Linked DNA regions of Mus musculus: region 1 is linked to region 2. The links are chromatin loops, found by intact Hi-C in ENCODE. Cell type or tissue: left cerebral cortex. All regions are shown on one strand. Each heading gives the region's core, and the rest is flanking DNA. Links, peaks and the distances in the headings are about the cores only.

What was found. Hi-C counts contacts between places; a loop is a spot of excess contacts. Peaks named below come from ENCODE experiments on the same cell type or tissue, not always from the same donor. Only the 100,000 strongest peaks of a DNase experiment are listed, where the experiment ranks them.
Region 1: a loop joins it to region 2, with 4 times the contacts of the local background. A loop is called at or near these places in 11 of 42 quality-filtered maps.

Annotation. Positions count from the first base shown.
Region 1 is chr1:34,734,978-34,744,295 of GRCm38, forward strand. The region is part of intron 3 of Arhgef4 (Rho guanine nucleotide exchange factor (GEF) 4); the gene reads left to right. It also overlaps the pseudogene Gm51813. Among named protein-coding and RNA genes, the nearest start is that of Gm32920, 51 kb to the left of the region's middle. In left cerebral cortex, for the core only: a CTCF peak has its summit at 3,559 (motif pointing right); a DNase peak (open chromatin) is centred at 3,576.
Region 2 is chr1:34,845,582-34,854,899 of GRCm38, forward strand. Plekhb2 (pleckstrin homology domain containing, family B (evectins) member 2) reads left to right here and starts at 4,378. Exons shown (of 8, transcript NM_145516.2): 1 at 4,378-4,482. In left cerebral cortex, for the core only: no CTCF peak of the experiment used is centred there; DNase peaks (open chromatin) are centred at 4,359, 4,843, 5,076 and 6,145; H3K4me3 peaks cover 2,725 bases; H3K27ac peaks cover 1,234 bases.

The sequences.
Region 1 (9,318 bases), core at 1,787-5,786, 110 kb before region 2:
GGTCAGCGTTTGGAAGCTGATCATGGGATGGATCTCTGGATATGGCAATCACTAGATGGTCCATCCTTTCGTCACACTTCCAAATTTTGTCTCTGTAAGTCCTTCCATGGGTGTTTTGTTTCCTATTCTAAGAAGGGGCAAAGTGTCCACACTTTGGTCTTCGTTCTCTCTTGAGTTTAATGCGTTTAGCAAATTGTATCTTATATCTTGAGTATCCTAAGTTTCTGGGCTAATATCCACTTATCAGTGAGTACATATTGTGAGAGTTCCTTTGTGATTGGGTTACCTCACTCAGGATGATGCCCTCCAGGTCCATCCATTTGCCTAGGAATTTCATAAATTCATTCTTTTTAATAGCTGAGTAGTACTCCATTGTGTAAATGTACCACATTTTCTGTATCCATTCCTCTGTTGAGGGGCATCTGGGTTCTTTCCAGCTTCTGGCTATTATAAATAAGGCTGCTATGAACATAGTAGAGCATGTGTCTTCTTGGTTGGGGCATCTTCTAGATATACGCCCAGAAGAGGTATTGCTGGATCTTCCGGTAGTACTATGTCCAATTTTCTGAGGAACTGCCAGACTGATTTCCAGAGTGGTTGTACAAGCTTGCAATCCCACCAACAATGGAGGAGCGTTCCTCTTTCTCCACATCCTCGCCAGCATCTGCTGTCACCTGAATTTTTCATCTTAGCCATTCTGACTGGTGTGAGGTGGAATCTCAGGGTTGTTTTGATTTGCATTTCCCTGATGATTAAGGATGTTGAACAGTTTTTCAGGTGCTTCTCTGCCATTTGGTATTCCTCAGGTGAGAAATCTTTGTACCCAAACTTATGGGACACAATGAAAGCATTTCTAAGAGGAAAACTCATAGCTCTGAGTGCCTCCAAAAAGAAACTAGAGAGAGTATACATTAGCAGCTTGACAACACACCTAAAAGCTCTAGAACAAAAGGAAGCAAATTCACCCAAGAGGAGTAGACAGCAGGAAATAATCAAACTCAGGGGCGAAATCAACCAAGTGGAAACAAGAAGAACTATTCAGAGAATCAACCAATCGAGGAGCTGGTTCTTTGAGAAAATCAACAAGATAGATAAACCCTTAGCCAGACTCACTAGAGGGCACAGGGAAAGCATTCTAATAAACAAAATCAGAAATGAAAAGGGAGACATAACCACAGATCCTGAAGAAATCCAAAACACCATCAGATCCTTCTACAAAAGGCTATACTCAACAAACTGGAGAACCTGGATGAAATGGTGAAGTTTCTAGACAGATACCAGGTACCAAAGTTGAATCAAGATCAGGTTAATGATCTAAACAGCCCGATATCTCCCAAAGAAATAGAAGCAGTCATTAATAGTCTCCCAACCAAAAAAAGCCCAGGACCAGATGGGTTTAGTGCAGAGTTCTATTATACCTTCAAAGAAGATCTAATCCCAGTTCTTCACAAACTATTCCACAAAATAGAAACAGAAGGTACTCTACCCAACTCATTCTATGAAGCCACAATTACTCTGATACCTAAACCACAAAAAGACCCAACAAAGATAAAGAACTTCAGACCAATTTCCATTATGAATATTGATGCAAAAATCCTCAATAAAGTTCTTGCTAATCGAATCCAAGAACACATCAAAACAATCATCCATCCTGACCAAGTAGGTTTCATCCCAGGGATGCAGGGATGGTTCAATATACGGAAATCCATCAACGTAATCCAGTATATAAACAAACTCAAAGACAAAAACCACATGATCATCTCGTTAGATGCTGAGAAAGCATTTGACAAAATCCAACACCCATTCATGATAAAAGTCTTGGAAAGATCAGGAATTCAAGGCCCATACCTAAACATGATAAAAGCAATCTACAGCAAACCAGTAGCCAGCATCAAAGTAAATGGTGAGAAGCTTGAAGCAATCCCACTAAAATCAGGGACTAGACAAGGCTGCCCACTCTCTCCATACCTATTCAACATTGTACTTGAAGTATTAGCCAGAGCAATTAGACAACAAAAGGAGATCAAGGGGATACAAATTGGAAAGGAAGAAGCCAAAATATCACTTTTTGCAGATGATATGATAGTATATATACATGACCCTAAAAATTCCACCAGAGAACTCCTAAGCCTGATAAACAGCTTCAGTGAAGTAGCTGGATATAAAATTAACTCAAACAAATCAATGGCCTTTCTCTACACAAAGGACAAACAGGCTGAGAAAGAAATTAGGGAAACAACACCCTTCTCAATAGCCACAAATAATATAAAATACCTAGGCGTGACTCTAACTAAGGAAGTGAAAGATCTGTATGACAAGAACTTCATGTCTCTGAAGAAAGAAATTAAAGAAGATCTCAGAAGATGGAAAGATCTCCCATGCTCATGGATCAGCAGGACCAATATAGTAAAAATGGCTATCTTGCCAAAAGCAATCTACAGATTCAATGCAATCCCCATCAAAATTCCAACTCAATTCTTCAACGAATTAGAAAGGGCAATCGGCAGATTCATCTGGAATAACAAAAAACCTAGGGTAGCAAAAACTCTTCTCAAGGATAAAAGAACCTCTGGTGGAATCACCATGCCCGACCTAAAGATGTACTACAGAGCAATTGTGATAAAAACTGCATGGTACTGGTATAGAGACAGACAAGTAGACCAATGGAACAGAATTGAAGACCCAGAGATGAACCCACACACCTATGGTCACTTGATCTTTGACAAGGGAGCTAAAACCATCCAGTGGAAAAAAGACAGCATTTTCAACAAATGGTGCTGGCACAACTGGCTGTTATCATGTAGAAGATTGCGAATTGATCCATTACTATCTCCTTGTACTAAGGTCAAATCTAAGTGGATTAAGGAACTCCACATAAAACCAGAGACACTGAAACTTATAGAGGAGAAAGTAGGGAAAAGCCTCGAAGATATGGGTACAGGGGAAAAATTCCTGAATAGAACAGCAATGGCTTGTGCTGTCAGATCGAGAATCGATAAATGGGACCTCATAAAATTGCAAAGCTTCTGCAAGGCAAAAGACACCATCAATAAGACAAAAAGACCACCAGCAGATTGGGAAAGGATCTTTACCTATCCCAAATCGGACAGGGGACTAATATCCAATATATATAAAGAACTCAAGAAGGTAGACTTAATAAAATCAAATAACCCCATTAAAAAATGAGGTGATAGCATCTTAACTACAAAGCTGTTGCCAGGGCCGGGGATACTGTGCCTCACAGTGGTGGGTGCTTGGTGTTCACAAGGCCCAGCATGCCCTCCCCAGAGTAAAAGCAGAAACTCACTGGGCCCTTGCTCTCTTCCCCTGCTCAAAGCAACAGCTCAGTATTTAGGGATTCAGTGTTTGACCTTATAGCCCACTGCTACAAACGTGATAATTAAGCTGGAGACCAGAACCTTCAGGAAGATGTCAGGGACTTTGGGAATGGTGGCAATTCTTGACTTAGATAGAGTCATCGGTTATAGCTCTTCATCCCTTTAAATGCAACTAAGGCTTAGAAGGTTAGCAGCAGCAGGGAATGCTGGGGCGTCTGTTCTCCTGTGACCACCAGAGGGCGCTGTACTGCCTATCACCAGCCCTTTCACAGCGTTCTAAAGTGGAATATCTCAAGTCAGGGCCCCGCTACAGATGGACAGAAACCTGTCCCATTCAGTTGCAGTTCACTTATTAACTTTGCTTTTAAATAGCCTTTTCCACGGGGCTGGGGAGATGGTTTAGTGGGTAAAGTGCACCCACGTTAAAAGCCACGTGTGGCCGGCCATACACGGCTGTGACAGTAGATCTGGGAAGTGGCTGCTAGTTGAGCCAATCTGCGAGCTCTAGGATCAGTAAAGCAATGTTATCTCAACAAATAAAGTGACGAGGGAGAAAGGAATGTCAACCTCTGACCTCCATGCATGCGTATGTGTGCCTAAGCTTATGTGCACCTGTGCAAACATGCACTCGAATGTCCATGCACACACATGCACATATACTCACACACACAGTGTACACACACACACACATACACAAACACACACACACATATACTGACACAGAAACACAGACATACAGCATACACACAGAATGCACACACACACACACACACACACACACACACACACACACACGAGAAAACAGAAGGAGCCACACGTTACAGGAATGCTCTCATAACTGATGAGAACTTGTTCACACTCCTGCACTCCTGGCAGGAGTGTTTCAGTGGAGGAAATGGCTGTTAAACCCTAGTAATAAAAGACCCTGACAGAATTTAGACCAAGGAAGTTTGTCTTCCCAGTCCACGCTTTAACCACGACATGAGACAGCCTCTCTCGGCGAAGAGCACAGATGTATTTAAAAGATCTCCATCTGGAATTTGATGACTGTCCTTTGGTACTTGATTATTATTGATGACTGCGTGGTAGGAAGACTCTAATGTGTCCTTGGACATGTCCTGTGTATGTGTCAGCCGAGAAGATGAATGACATCATTTGGTGGGATAGGGAAGACAGGACCTGATGTCATCATGATGTCATTATGATGTCATTAGGCTTCACAATGGCACCCTAGGAATGTGTGGCTTCCCAACAACAGACTGTGAAGAGACACCTTGACCAAGGCAGCTTTTATTAAACAGCATTTAGCTGGGGGCTTGCTACAGTTTCAGAGGGTTAGTCCATGATCATCAAGGCAGGAAACAGGCAGGCCCAGCCCTGGAAAACAGTAGCAGAGAGTTTTAGATACCGACCCAGAGGCAGCAGGCAAAGCAGAGGGAGGGAGAGGGAGGGGCTGACATGTGCCTACCCTCAGGGACACACCTCCATCAAGGCCACACTTTGCAATCCTTTCAAACAGTCCAACCCAGGACTAAGCATCCAAACCTACGAACCTGTGGGGGTGGGGGCGGGGAGGGGCATTCATATTCAAACCACAGCAGACAGGCATCTCGGGAGTCAGAATATCAGTGAGACCAGGCCTTTTAGTGTGAGGGGATCCTTTCATAGCACAGCTGTGTGACCTTAGGATCTAGGATGCTGAATACTGTAGGTTATCAAAGGTTGACCTAAGACAGGGGCTTTAAGTTCACCGTCTCACACCAATGGAGATTAAGGGATGTGGATTCTCAAGGGAGTAAGCCAGCTTAGGTAGGTTTTCTATCGCTTCAATGAAAACATCATGACCCAAAAAAAGGAAAGAAAGGATTAACTCAGCTTATACGTCCAGATCATAGTCCATCATAGTCCAGCCCCCCACAGGCTGAGCCCACCACCTTGAGAAAATGCCTTACAGCTGGATCTCATGGAGGCATTTTCTCAACAGAGGCTTCCTTCCTCTCTGATGTCTCTAGCTTGTGTCAAGTTGACACACAAAACCAGCCAGTATGGATGCTAAGCGGAAGCAGGCTTTATTCAGGACAGTCACAGAAAGTGAAAACTGAGCCATTAAGGAAGAGTCATTAAGGAAAAATGAAAGGGACTCCTGGGAAGGGAGATGGAGATGACGCCTGAATTTCTTTGCCTGAGGCCTTTTATACAGCCAAGGCAGAAACTCTGAGACTGGTTAATTCTCATGGGCCAAGCAATCAGAGGGCCCACATACCCAACCAGGGATACAGTCAAGATCATGCTCCTAAGCTGTTCACCCAGTTAGATCTGGTTGGAACCCAACTCTGGCCATCTCAGACTCTGACTTTATTAGTTATTGACCTTGACTGTCTGCTCGCTCTAGTCTTTTGGTAGGGGTCACTCCCCTCTGACCTTGCAGATGTCTGAGTGCTGATAATTGTACTAAGCATTCTTTGTTCTTCACATCTACTAAAAAAAAAAAAAAAAAAAAAAAAAAAAAAAAAAAAAATGAAGAAGCCATTCTTGGTTACATCATTATTTAGCTCCAATTCTCTGGAGTGGTCTGGAATGGTCTCCTGGGAGAAATAGTCTCCTTAGAAGCTATCCTGCTCTGTTGAAATTAGCTACATTGTTAGACGGTCTGTTGACATTAGCTGCAGTCGAAACAAGACTAAGAGGAAAGACAACCGAGACAGAGCAACCATAGTGACAAGAATGGAGGCAGCAGCTAAGGTTATCCCCACATCCTGTCCCACTCCCCTTCTCAGCTGACTTCCTGGACCCTAAACTCCAGAGACCGGGTCCTGCATGGCCTAGAAACAACAAGGGAACCCTGCAGAGAAGACTAGCAAGAAGAAGCAGGCCTCACAGGAAAAAGGAGATATCCTTCCCGAGAGAGCTGGGGAGGCAGAGCTACAGGCGTAGGGCAAATGTCTGGAGGTCCCGATTCCCCCATGAAGAAACCCCACGAAGGAGACTGCGTCATGGTCAAAGCCATGAAGAAGGAGCAGCTGCCAAACCCAGGACCAGCGAAGAATCTGGTGACTGGTGGCACATCCCCACCCCATAGAATCTGTCCCAGAGGAAGTCTTCACTGGCCACCAGCAAGCTTGCAGGGTACCCTGAGCCCTCTCTCCCTCCAAGGCTGGAATGAAGGAGATGTATTCACTGTTTCTGAGTGTTTTGTTCTTGGACCATTGTGCTCTATGTTTATGTCATGAGGGATTAGGAAAACATTTTTTTTCAGGAAAAAAAAAAAGAGGAGAGAAAAAGTGGGGGGGGGGGGGTGGAATTTGCTTGCCTGCAGTGTCCACGATAACCTCCTTTGCCAACAACCTCTAATAGTTTGTCCTGGTTATGGAGGGATGTAAGGCTTAATGGACATTATTCATGAAAAAAAAAAAAAGGATGCTTTCTGTCATCCAGTATGTTGAAGAGCATTGCCTTAGGAGTCAAAGTGTTTGGGTTCTAGTTCCTCTCCTTCTTAGGGGTACTGAGGTATAGATTTAGTAGGGTCATTTAGCTTCTCTGGATTCTGAAACAGAATGAAACATGTATAAGATACCTCTGACTCAAAAGTCCTATCCCTGCTGTAAGATGTTGCTCATCATCAAACTAAAAGTAAGGAGGGCCTCATGGCCAAGCCTCCATTCTGTAAAACTAGAAAAACCGCCTTAGAAAGAGAAAGTGTGGAGTTTGAAGGTCATACACTAAAGCAACAGAGTCGTGTGTGTGTGTGTGTGTGTGTGTGTGTGTGTGTGTGTGTGTGTGTGTTCTTTATATATATACATATGTCTTCATATATACATATGTGTATATATATATGTGTGTGTATATATATATAGATATACATACATATATATATACACACAAACACATGAATACACACACACATATATATGTGTGTGTGTATATGTATGTATATATGTGTGTGTGTGTGTGTGTGTGTGTGTGTGTGTGTATCTTCCTGGGGTATGGAGTGGAGCTGAAGAAAATAACCAAGGAAAAATTTTGACTCCACGCTCTTTCTTTTCTGGGCCCCAGTTAGATCCTAGCTGCTACAAAGCTGCCCTGGCAACAGTGTGGGTGGGCCTGAGGAAACAGGTTCAGTCGTGCCCATGTGGAGGCTGCTTCATGTGGAGGCTGCTTCAGATGTAATCAGATGCTAGGTATATTGTTAGGGAGCAAGGAAAAAAAAGGAGAGAAAGAAAAGAGATTGAAGGTTTATTATGACTGCCCAGCTGTAGCAGCAGGTTCTTGGCAATGGAGTCTCTGAAAGGGATGGAGAAGAAAGACAGGAAAATCTTTCCAGGGCTCACTTGCCCAGGTCTAGTCTGTGACAACTGATGAAGAAATGCACGACAAGGTAGCTTTGGTTGCCAGCATCTTTACTCTAGTTATTACCAGTTTAGCCTGGATCTTACTGAATGCCACTCATAAGTTAATGGCAGGGAGAGCCAGGCTAAGAATCACTCAAAAGAGCAAGGCGCTGCAGGCTCTCTCCACCCTCTTATCTCACAGACTCCAGTGTGCATTATTATGACCAGCAGGCTTACAGATGTGCGTGCCAGGGGAAGGGGTGAGTAAGTGTATTCTTAGTTCTAGGCTGCCACACAGATTAGGGAGGGAAAGATGAGTGGGGAAGGAAGAGAGAGGTGAACCCCTCTCCGGCCTCCCAAATCCTTGACTCATTTGTAATCATTTAACATTTTATAATACCTTCAACAGATCTTGAAGGGACAACATCTTGTACCTGGGATGTGGGAGCGGGATTAGAATTGAAATTCAGCTTTGTGTTCATTGACTCGAAGGTGCCTCTGGTTCATTCAAATAGACAGGTCTGGAAAGTAAAGATGAAGGAATGCACAGAGCTGATGCTGGAGATGAAGTATCCTCTGGGAGCCCATTTTCATGCAGGAGAGGAAGCGGAGCCGGGAGACATGCCCCAAGACATTTATAAAGGCAGTTAGTTAGCCTTCCCTCCAGGAAAACTTTGCCTTCATTGGGATGCTTTTTGCTTGGTCAGCCTCTAGCTGCTTGCAGGTTTTTGTCTTTAGTTTTCAAAGCTGCTTGTTTGGGGCCTGGAGAAATGACTCAGAGGTTAAGAGCACTGGCTGCTTTTGCAGAGGACCCAGGTTTGGTTCCCAGCACCCATGTTAGGACTCAAACAACCATCTGTAACTTCAGTTTCAGGACATCCGATGACCTCTTCTGGATTATTCAGGCACCTGCATGCATATAAACTCACACATGCCCATGCACATAAACATTAAGTCATAAACCAATACATCTTCAAAGCTGTTAGTTTACACTGCCCCTTGGACCTGGCAGACCAGGGCCTTCCTAGCTGAACTTTTCTGCACGTCATGTTTGTGTGTCAATGGTTTTATCCCATCTGGGATAGTTTTAGCCATTACTTATCGAGAGTGTGTGTGTGTGTGTGTGTGTGTGTATGTGGTGTTCTTTTTTTACTTCTTATTGAAAATAGTTATTTTACAATATAAATCTATCCTGATCATAGTTTCTCCTCCCCTTTCATCCTCTCAGATCCTCCCTACCCTTCCGACTCCACGTGGTGTTTCTCTCTCTCCTAAAATATCATGTAAATAAATTTAAAAACAAAACAAGGATAAAACAAAAGGAACAGACTAAAAACAAACAAGAAAAGCATAAGAAATACACACACACACACACACACACACACACACACACACACACCATAAAAACTCAAAATCAGAAACCATAACTAGAAAAAAAAAAAAAAGCCCAAACATATTCATTTTGGGGAGGTCTGAGTTACTTCACCTGGGAAGATTTTTCAAGTTCCATCCTTTTGCATGAGAATTTTGTGATTTATTTTTAAGCGGTGGAGTAATATTCCATTGTGTAAATGAACTACATTCTCATTATCCGGGGACAGACATCCAGGCTGTTTCCAACTTCTGGCTGTTGGAATAGAGCAGCAGTGAAC
Region 2 (9,318 bases), core at 2,667-6,666:
CCAGATTATAGGTGTGTCTTCCTGCCTTAGGATCCATAGTAAAGGCCAGTTGATCTTCCAATTTCAAATTAAGCAAATGCTCTCCATTTTTGGATTTTAGTTAATTTCAAATGTAGCCAAGTTGACAGCCAAGAATAGCCATCACACTTATAAAATTAAACAAGTACACACTTATTCCAGAGAGCTTTCCTTATAACAGTACAAAACAGGAAGCTCCCTCCAGATGTTATTTTGGGATCTGGGATAGAGGGCTGTGCTGAACTTTTCTAGCCTAAGGATGGAGCTGTTATCACCCCAGGACAGAATGGGATCTGAGCAAGGCTGCAGTTCACTCCAAGTATGGTGTGGAAGAGTTCTCCATAACATGTTCTAATCTCTTATGGCATCATGACGCTACTGTAGAAGAATCTACACTTTAGGCAACTGGGTCATTTGACCCCTTATAACTCATGAAGTCTTTACAAAGCCAAATCTAAGAAAAAGGTAAGTAAATCACGCTGTAAACTGTATTCCTTCACCAAGTGATGAGCTGCCCCTCTAGTCATCTAGATGCGACCCTGTGGTGGTATGAATTGTCAGCCTAACAGACTCTAGAGGCACCAAGAAATCCCTCCTCCATAGGAGATTATCTTGGGTGTGTTAATTGATGGGTAAACCCATCTTAATGGTGGTTGGAACCTTGCCTTGTGTCATGACCCCTGCACTGTATAAAATTAATAAAGGGAACTTTTTGTTTGTTTGTTTTTCGAGACAGGATTTATCTGTGTAGCCCTGGCTATACTAGAACTCACTCTGTAGACCAGGCTGGCCTCGAACTCAGAAATCCACCTGCCTCTGCCTCCCAAGTGCTGAGATTAAAGGCGTGTACCACCACTGCCCGGCGAATAAAGGGAACTTAACACCAGCATACATTCTTCCATCTTTGATTCTTAATTGTGGGTACAATGTGACCAATTCCTTCAAGTGCTTGTGCTTTGATAGCCCTGCCATGATGGGCTATAACCTGGAACTGTGAGCCACGCCAACCCATTCTCCCTGAAATTGTTTTAGTTAGAATTTGTTTATTTGTTTGTTTTGAGCCAGGGTTTTACTATGTAGCCCAATCTAGCCTGGAACTCCCTCTGTACACCAGGCTGGCCCCAGACTAACAGAAATCTGCCTGTGTCTGCTTCTCAAGTGTTTAACGGCATGCACCAGTGTGCCTGGCTTTGCTACCTTATTTTCTCACAGCAGTAGGAAAGTAAAGTGAGTTATCCATGACTTTTTGTTCCTGTGATAAAACACACCTATAAGCAGCTTGTGGAAGAACTTACTTTGGCTTACAGTTCCAGAAGGCTAGAGTCTGTAATGTGGGCCCTGGCAGCAGGGTATGTGTGGCATCTGGTGGCCAGAGCAGGAAGCTAAGAGCCAGCCCCCAGTGACAAGAGTTCCTCCAGCCAAGCTAAATCTCCTGAATACTCCATAACTGACTCAGTGTCACCAAGGAACCGAGTGTTTAAATACCTGAGGGACATTTCCACCACCACACTGAGATCGATTCCCCGAACAGGTGTTCTACCTAATAAGACCTAACAGCCAGAGCACCATGACATGAGACACTACCTGACTGCCTGCACACAACCCTGCCTCCACATCAAAGTAGCTCTATAGAATGCCTCCAGGGAGACAGTATTCTTAAATGTTATCCACTTCCCAGATCTGCCACCTTCTGCCAAGATGAATCTCTCCCTAGCCTGTCAGTGTCATCCTGCCAGCACAAACAACCCAAGTACCCATTACTAGGGGATAGTTCAATGAACCCTGGTTCATCTATATGGTAAAAATTCTAATTAAAACAGAGAAGAAAGCAAAGCAAAGAAACAAGGAGCCTTCCCATAGATCAACATGGGGACATAGGATTGTGCTGAAGGACACTGTGTAAAAAAGGAGAAATACATATAGTGTAAAAATATTGTGTAATTTACAAATCATTCAAAAGCAAATAGCACCAACTACCTGTGGTGAGGCTGGGATAGAGTGGGACCTGAGCAGGTTGGGGGAATTAGGAGAAAGATAATGTTTGTGAAGGCTTTCTTTGCAGCAAAACAAAAATCTCATTTTTTTTTTCCTGGAAGCACAAAAAGTATCATAATCCCTTCAGAAAAAAGTCTAGCTGTTTCTTATAAAACTAAATGTACTATCCTACAAATTGTACTGTGGAGAATAAAATCATGCAATCATGACATCCTCGAGTGGCCCCTCCTGTTGGGCTTAGACCAGAAACTAAAGTTTCAGCACAGACACACAGGGTCTAGAGTGGATGCTCACTCACACACAGTGGGCCTGCTGAGGGCGTGTGCTCACTCACACACAGTGGGCCTGCTGAGGGCGTGTGCTCACTCACACACAGTGGGCCTGCTGAGGGCGTGTGCTCACTCACACATAGTGGGCCTGTTGAGAACATGTTTTAATCCTCTTCTTCCTTCTTGACAAGGAGTTAGAACACAAAGCCAATTTCACTAAATTAGAAAACTTACTAAGCCTCTTCACTAGTTCCTGGAAAACATATTTAACTCAAACTGTATTCAAATACAACTCTTTTTCCTATTATTTAAGGTATGTATGTATGTATGTATGTATGTATGTATATGTATCACTTCTGTATATATTCATTAAAGAAAATTTTGGTATCTGGAGAGATAGCTAGCAGTTAAGAGTACTGGCTGCTCTTAAGGACATCTCTGGCCTCCATGGGAACCTGCACCGTGTATACATACTCCCACACAGACAGACAGACAAGTAATTTAAAATGAAAGGAAAATTCAATAAGTGCAGTAAAGTAGGAAAAAAATCTGCATTTTCTATTGCTGTGAAATTATCATGACTCAAAGCAACTTAGGGAAGGAAGGACTTATTTAGTTTATAAATCTTGATCACAGTCTGACATCGAGGGAAGGCAAGGCAGGAACTCAAGCAGAGACCGTGGAGGGACCCTGCTTACTGGTCTGCTTTCTTATATAATCCATGACCTCCTGCTAAAGGATTGCATTGCCTGTACTGAGATAGGCACCGCCCCCCAATGCCAATCACTTTAGAGAAAGTCCCCAGACTTATCTGATGGAGATTTTTTTCTCATTTGAGGTTCCCTTCCCAGATGATCCTAGTTTGTGTCAAGCTGACAAAAACTAATCAGTACAACAGCTATAGCTCCATCAATGTAAATGATCATAGGGCTGTCCGATGACCTGAGGGTACCTTCGGTCTCCTTCCCACAGGGCAACACCCATCTCTCCTGTAGGTAATTTGAGATTAGGCATTTCCTGGTAGGAGGGCAGATACAGCAGATACACAAGTGTATTTAAAACCAGCTTTGAGTATACGTGTTATGAGGGTACGTTTTTCCTTGAAGTGAAATAGTAACAAATTTATTTACTGTTTCAGGTGTAAACACGGTGTGTGTTTGTGTGTGTGTGTGTGTGTGTGTGTGTGTGGCACATGCATAAAGCTATAGGATGTATGACCCACCAACTCAAGGCTACCTAACAGCCCATCTGTCAATCAGGGCAAAGGGTCTACCTAATTTCTACGCAGGGAATCTGCTCCTCACTCTACTTAAACTCACAACGCTCCAAAAGGTCATGGGGGTCTTGAGTCTTATGCTTGCTCAGGCCGTTCCCATTCTGGGGAGTGTATTCCATGCATTTTCTTTGTAAATAAATGTACCCTTTGACAACCTTTATTCTGTGTTGTGCAAGTCATTGTTTGAGACACCAAGAACCTAGAAAAAACCTGGGATACACAAGGCACTATAATTAAAAGAGTATTTTTTTTTCCTTAGACTGACCTTGAGCTCACTACCTAGCTAAAGATAATCTTGGCCTTCCTTTATATCTTCTTACCACATCTTTCAAATGCTGAGATTACAGCTGTGTACTGCCATGTTATGTAGCCCAAGCTGCCCTCAAAGTTATTATCCTCCTGACTAAGCCTCCCCAGTACTGAGATTACAGTCCTACTAACACCCCCCGGCTCCTTCCTCATTTATTTTTTTATCCTTATATTTTATATTCTAAGCTATAACATTTCTATGTGAGTTATTGCTAAGACTTCCAGTTTTGTTCCTTGATTGCTGTTTCAGTTTTGACATCTCCATCTTCCTGGTTTTTAAGCCTGCAGGTCTTCATTTCTGGCTCTGAGAGGTCCCAGGTTCAGTTTGCCCTTGGCTTGCCCCCATTCCCGCTGTCACGCTTTTCTCTACGAAGCTCTGTGTTTAGAGGCCAAGATCAAGAAACTTAGAACCACCTTTGAGCAGATAACAGCCCAGGTTGAGAGCAACGCCTTGGCTTCGGCCCTGCACCCGGGTGGCACCTGCCTTGCGCGCATGCGCATGGCTCGAGGCGGTGACGCAGGACCAGGACTCGCGCGTCCAGCGGAGAAGCAGGAGAAGCCGGCGACCTTGCGCTCTCAGCCTGATCCCTGTCTTGGCGGCCTGAACATTCGCAGGTGACTGTGCCCGCGGAGCCCCCCTGCGCCCGCGTGCGACCCCTTCCCCGGACCTCCCCGGTCGGAGGTACCCCATTCGGCCCCGCTCACGCCCCTCCGGGGGTAACCCGCTTCGCCAATACCCCCTCTCAAAGCCTGGCTCTGGGGAGCTCTAACCTTGCTGGCCGCGCCCACTTCCTCGGTGACACCACCCCCCCCAGCCCCTGTTCCTTCCCCCTTCTCTAATGTTCCTCGCCTCCCCCCCCCCCCCCAGCTCTTGCCCTCTTCCTTTTCCAGAGTGTCTCCATTCTGACCCACACCCCTCCCTCGTCCCTAACGTCTGCTGTTCTGATGATACACTCCACCTCACACTAGCTCCTGCCTTTTCCCCAGTATCCATCCTCATTATATTACTCCAGCCTCTCCCTGCCTCCTCCCCACTCCCCCATGTCCTCAATCTTAATTGTATCCCCCCCTCCCCTCCTGTCTCTTCAGTGTCCCTACCCTGACTGTTCTCTTCCTTTCCCACCTCCTACCCCTTCCCAGTGTCCCCATCCTGATTGTATCCTCCCCCCATCGGCCCCCCAGCTACTACGTTCCTCCTTACTTAGCGTCCCCATCCTGATTGTATTCCCCTCCAGCTCCTGACTCCTCCCCTGTCGCTAGTGTCCCACATTCTGGTTGTACTCCCTCCTCCAAGTCTGTCTCTTCCCCACTTCCTGATCTATCCTCCCAGCCCTTCATAGTCTTCCTTAGGGTCCTGTCTAGCCTAGCTCCCCTCCATTTCCCCCTGGGTCTCTGCAGGGATTCTTCAGTGTTCCCCACCATAATCTTTTCTTCTCCTGACCCAGTGACCAGGTCTGTCTTGTACCCCTGCCCTTTCCTCAGGGTCTTTTCCGGGTTCACCAAAAGCCCATTTTTTTTTTTTTTTTTTTTTTTTTTGAGACAGGGTTTCTCTGTATAGCCTTGGCTGTCCTGGAACTCACTTTGTAGACCAGGCTGGCCTCAAACTCAGAAATCCGCCTGCCTCTGCCTCCCAAGTGCTGGGATTAAAGGCGTGCACCACCACCGCCCGGCCCAAATGCCCACTTCTTGATGTATCCTCCCCAGTCCTACGCATCCCTTCCCAGGTGCCCCCTGTCCTAAATGGTATCTTCCCGTAGAGCTGCTTAGCCCTTACCCTCCCTCCCCTTCTCCACCTATGTCTGGATAAGGTGGTGGGGGCTCTTCTGAGGATGGGAGCAGTTTGGCCTTTCTGATAGCTCCTGTGACTTCACAAAGTACCGCTACTGCTTTACTGAGACCCCAGGGCTTTCTTCTTCCTGGGGTTGCCCTGCTCCGCTGGGCCTCCTGCTCCTCTGCACTTTCATGGTCTGTATTATAGTGCCTTTAGTTTTCCGTGTTTGATTGTACAAGCCCTGACTCCTTTTGGTTACATTTTATTGTTATGCAATAACAATAGTTAGATTGAGACTTTGGGAGGTCAGGGGTTTTTATTTGGGGTAAGCAGAATTTGTTGTGTCCAACTCTCAGGTGCAGAGTGGCTTACAGAGAGTCTTCATAAAGGAGTGGAGTGATTGCCAGTGTTTTAGAAAGGTGGGAAGCTCACAGATTCTAGCGAGACTACGTGGCTCGTTCAGAACACAGTGACTAATTCCTCCAACCTCCCACCCCCCTCGTGCATCTCATTTGACTAGGATAGGTTGAAGCGACCCATGCAGGAAGTGACTTGTCCCACTTTGCAGGAAGTGGTAGGGTGGCGACTGGGATTTATTGCCTACTTACTTAGGGCAGGGAGTGTTAGCTGGAGTATTGACCAAACATGGCTGGAATCCACCAGCCTGTGCTGTGGGCTTGCCTTTTGGAGTGAAGAAAGCCCTCCTTTCTTAGGCTGCTTTGACAGGTAGCTTGGGAAGAGACCCTCTAGCTCAGCAGGTACTTGCCTGGGTTTATCTGGTGTCTGTGGTGTTTGTTCTCTGTGTGAGAGATCTCCCACCTATCTTCCTCAGGGCAGGAACCAAAACTGGGTTATGGTGTTTTCCTGTCAGACACACAGTAGCTGTTCAGTAAATTAAGGGTGTAAGCACTTTTTCTTTTTGTAAGTCAATCTCCTGATAATAAAAACTGAATTTATGAAACCAGTTTCTCTCTCTCATTATGTCTGTCTGTCTGTCTGCCCCAGCCCCTTTCTATCTCCTATCTTTCTAGCTGGAACCTGAACCTTTAAGTGATAGTTTATGCAGAGAGTCAGTGATCCGAGAGGGAGGCAGATTCGCACCTTTGATCGCCCTCTTGTAAGTCAGCTGCAGCCAAAGGCAGTTTACCATGCCAGACACAGTCCCTGAGGTCTATGGTGTCTGTCACCTCTCCTTATTGCCCGAACTGCTCTATGGCAGTCTCATCTTAAGGATGCTGAGTCCTTCGTGCCTCTCTGTGTCGCCTGGACCGAAGGGTTAAATCAGAACTGCATACCTTGAAAGGGTGTGTGTGTGTGCAGATTGCTTTCTATGACACGGATTACAAATGTGTCCTGTACCCTTAAAATATAGAGTAGCTAGACTGTAATGCTCATATCTTCCCTTCCTGTGCTTTTGCATTCGATCTGGTCAGTAATGAGTCATATCTGTAGGTTCTGTATCATATGGGCGGTGGTGGCATCCTGCTGCTGCTGCTGCTGTGTATAGGTAATGCTTAATATGGCTTCAAACTTGTCAGGAACTTTCCAGCATAAAGCTGTTTGAAACAGTAAGCGGTTGTGCTGTTGAGATGGGTAAAGAAAAACCAGCAGAGTTTCCCTGAGGCCTGCAGGGCTCAGGAGCCAGGAGGCAAGAGAGCTGGATCAGAGCTGAAAAGAACACTTGGAGTGTTTTGTTTGTATGCGAGAGATGGTTTTATGAGCTGTCTTAACGTGTGTGTGTGTGTGTGTGTGTGTGTGTGTGTGTGAGAAATCTGAGCAGGTTTGCTTGTTTTTTTGGTTTTTTTTTTGTGTTTTGTTTTTGTTTTTAAGCACACCCTATACAAGCAGCACATACCTTTGGCAGCTTTGTTCTGTCTCCTGTCAGAGTAGCTGCACAGAAATTTGCTCCTGTACCACTAGCTAGCGACAGCGTGAAGGGGCGGGAGAGGGGTGGGTTCTCCTTGACTCCCCGAGAGCTTGACCTTGCTTTTAGCTGACATTCATATGCAACTTCTTTCTGTCTTTTTCTCCAGCCTTTTCTTCTGCATTAGTGGATGGCAGACAAATTAAAGAATGATTTGATTAGTGTCAGCAACTGACCCAAAACTGGACAGTGCGAGCCGAGAGAGGAAAGATGCAATTAGATTGATATTTCTTATGCAGCCCAGGCTCAGGGGTAGCCATGCCCACAGTGGCCTGGGCCTTCCCACATCAGTTATTAATCAAGAAAATGCCCTCCAGGCTTGCCTGTGAACAAATGGATGGAGACTTTCTCAATGGAAGTTCCTTTTCCCATGTAGCTCTAAGCTTGTGTCAAGTTGGTGAAACAAAGCCAAAACCAAAAAGGCCAACCTAGATGAAATCTGTCTTTATTTTCTGATAATTCTCTTTGCTTTCAAATAGGAAGGGGGGAATTTTAGTGACTGTATTATAGGAACTGAAAGTCAGGAAGCGTGGTCATATATTTTAAAACTTAATAAAGGCTAATGTTTCTAAGTATAGACTTTGGACCCAAAAGACCTGGGTTCAAATCCTCGTTCAGTTGGTCACCTTGGGTAACTTACTTGAGATTTCCAAGCCTTTTTATTATGATTATTATTATTATTATTATGTTTTAACTATAAAATGAAAATATACCATCAACTTGATGAAATTTTGGAAAATTGACTGAAATAATATACAAGCGTTTTTGGAGAGGGGACTTGACAAATATTCAACCCAAGGTAGCTATTTCTCCAGCAGGTTAAAGGGCCGGAAGAGTCAATGTTAAACAGATTCTGTGATCATTAACACTGACTGTCAATCAACTTGACAAGCTCTAGGATGGTCTAGAATACAGGCCTCTGTGCTTGCCTGTGAGGGGCTTTCTGGATTGGGTTAGTTGAGGTGAAAAAATCTCCTCTAAATGTGGGTGGCACCCCACAACAGACTGGGGTTCTAGACTGAGTCAGAGGAGAAACCCAGCCGAACATCAGCGCATGCCTCTCTCTGCTTCCTGACTACAGGTGCAAGGTGACCAGGGGCTGCCTGTCTTCACAGCTACGATGTCCCTGTGATCTGGAATAAACCCTTTCTTCAGCAAATGGCTTTGGTCAATTATTCTGCCAGAGCAGTTAGGAAAATAACGAATCCACTCACCATGGGGGTGGGAAGAGTACCCAGGACACATGACCGACTCTGGAAGAACAGAAAGATTTCAGTTTGGGGACGTGGTGGCATGCTGTGTTCCACGATTTATAGTTTATCCCTTTGCATCATTATCATTTGCTGCCTTTGTCACTTGTATGTCACATTACAGGATCCAAACATAAACGGAGGGAGTCTCACCAGGAGCCCACAGTTGAGAGACCATGGAATGGTAGAGAGACTTAGTTTTTAAGAGAGCCTTTGAATATTGTAAGAAATGTCGGACTTTTAAGTGTTGACTTTTTTAGTGACTGTCGGAACTTTTTAAAGTTGAGATGCTTTAATATTCACTGTTGTTATTAAAATGAGACCTTGAGGACAAACGAAAAAGGGAAGTTTATTGTTTAATAGTGTTACATTTGTGTGTCAGGTTGACAGGGGGCCAGTTATGATGGTGGGTTGTTTTTTTTTTTTTTTTTTTTGGTTTGTTTGTTTTGTTTTGAAAACTTGACACACCTTAGAAGAGAAACCTCAATTGAGAAAGTGCCTCGGTC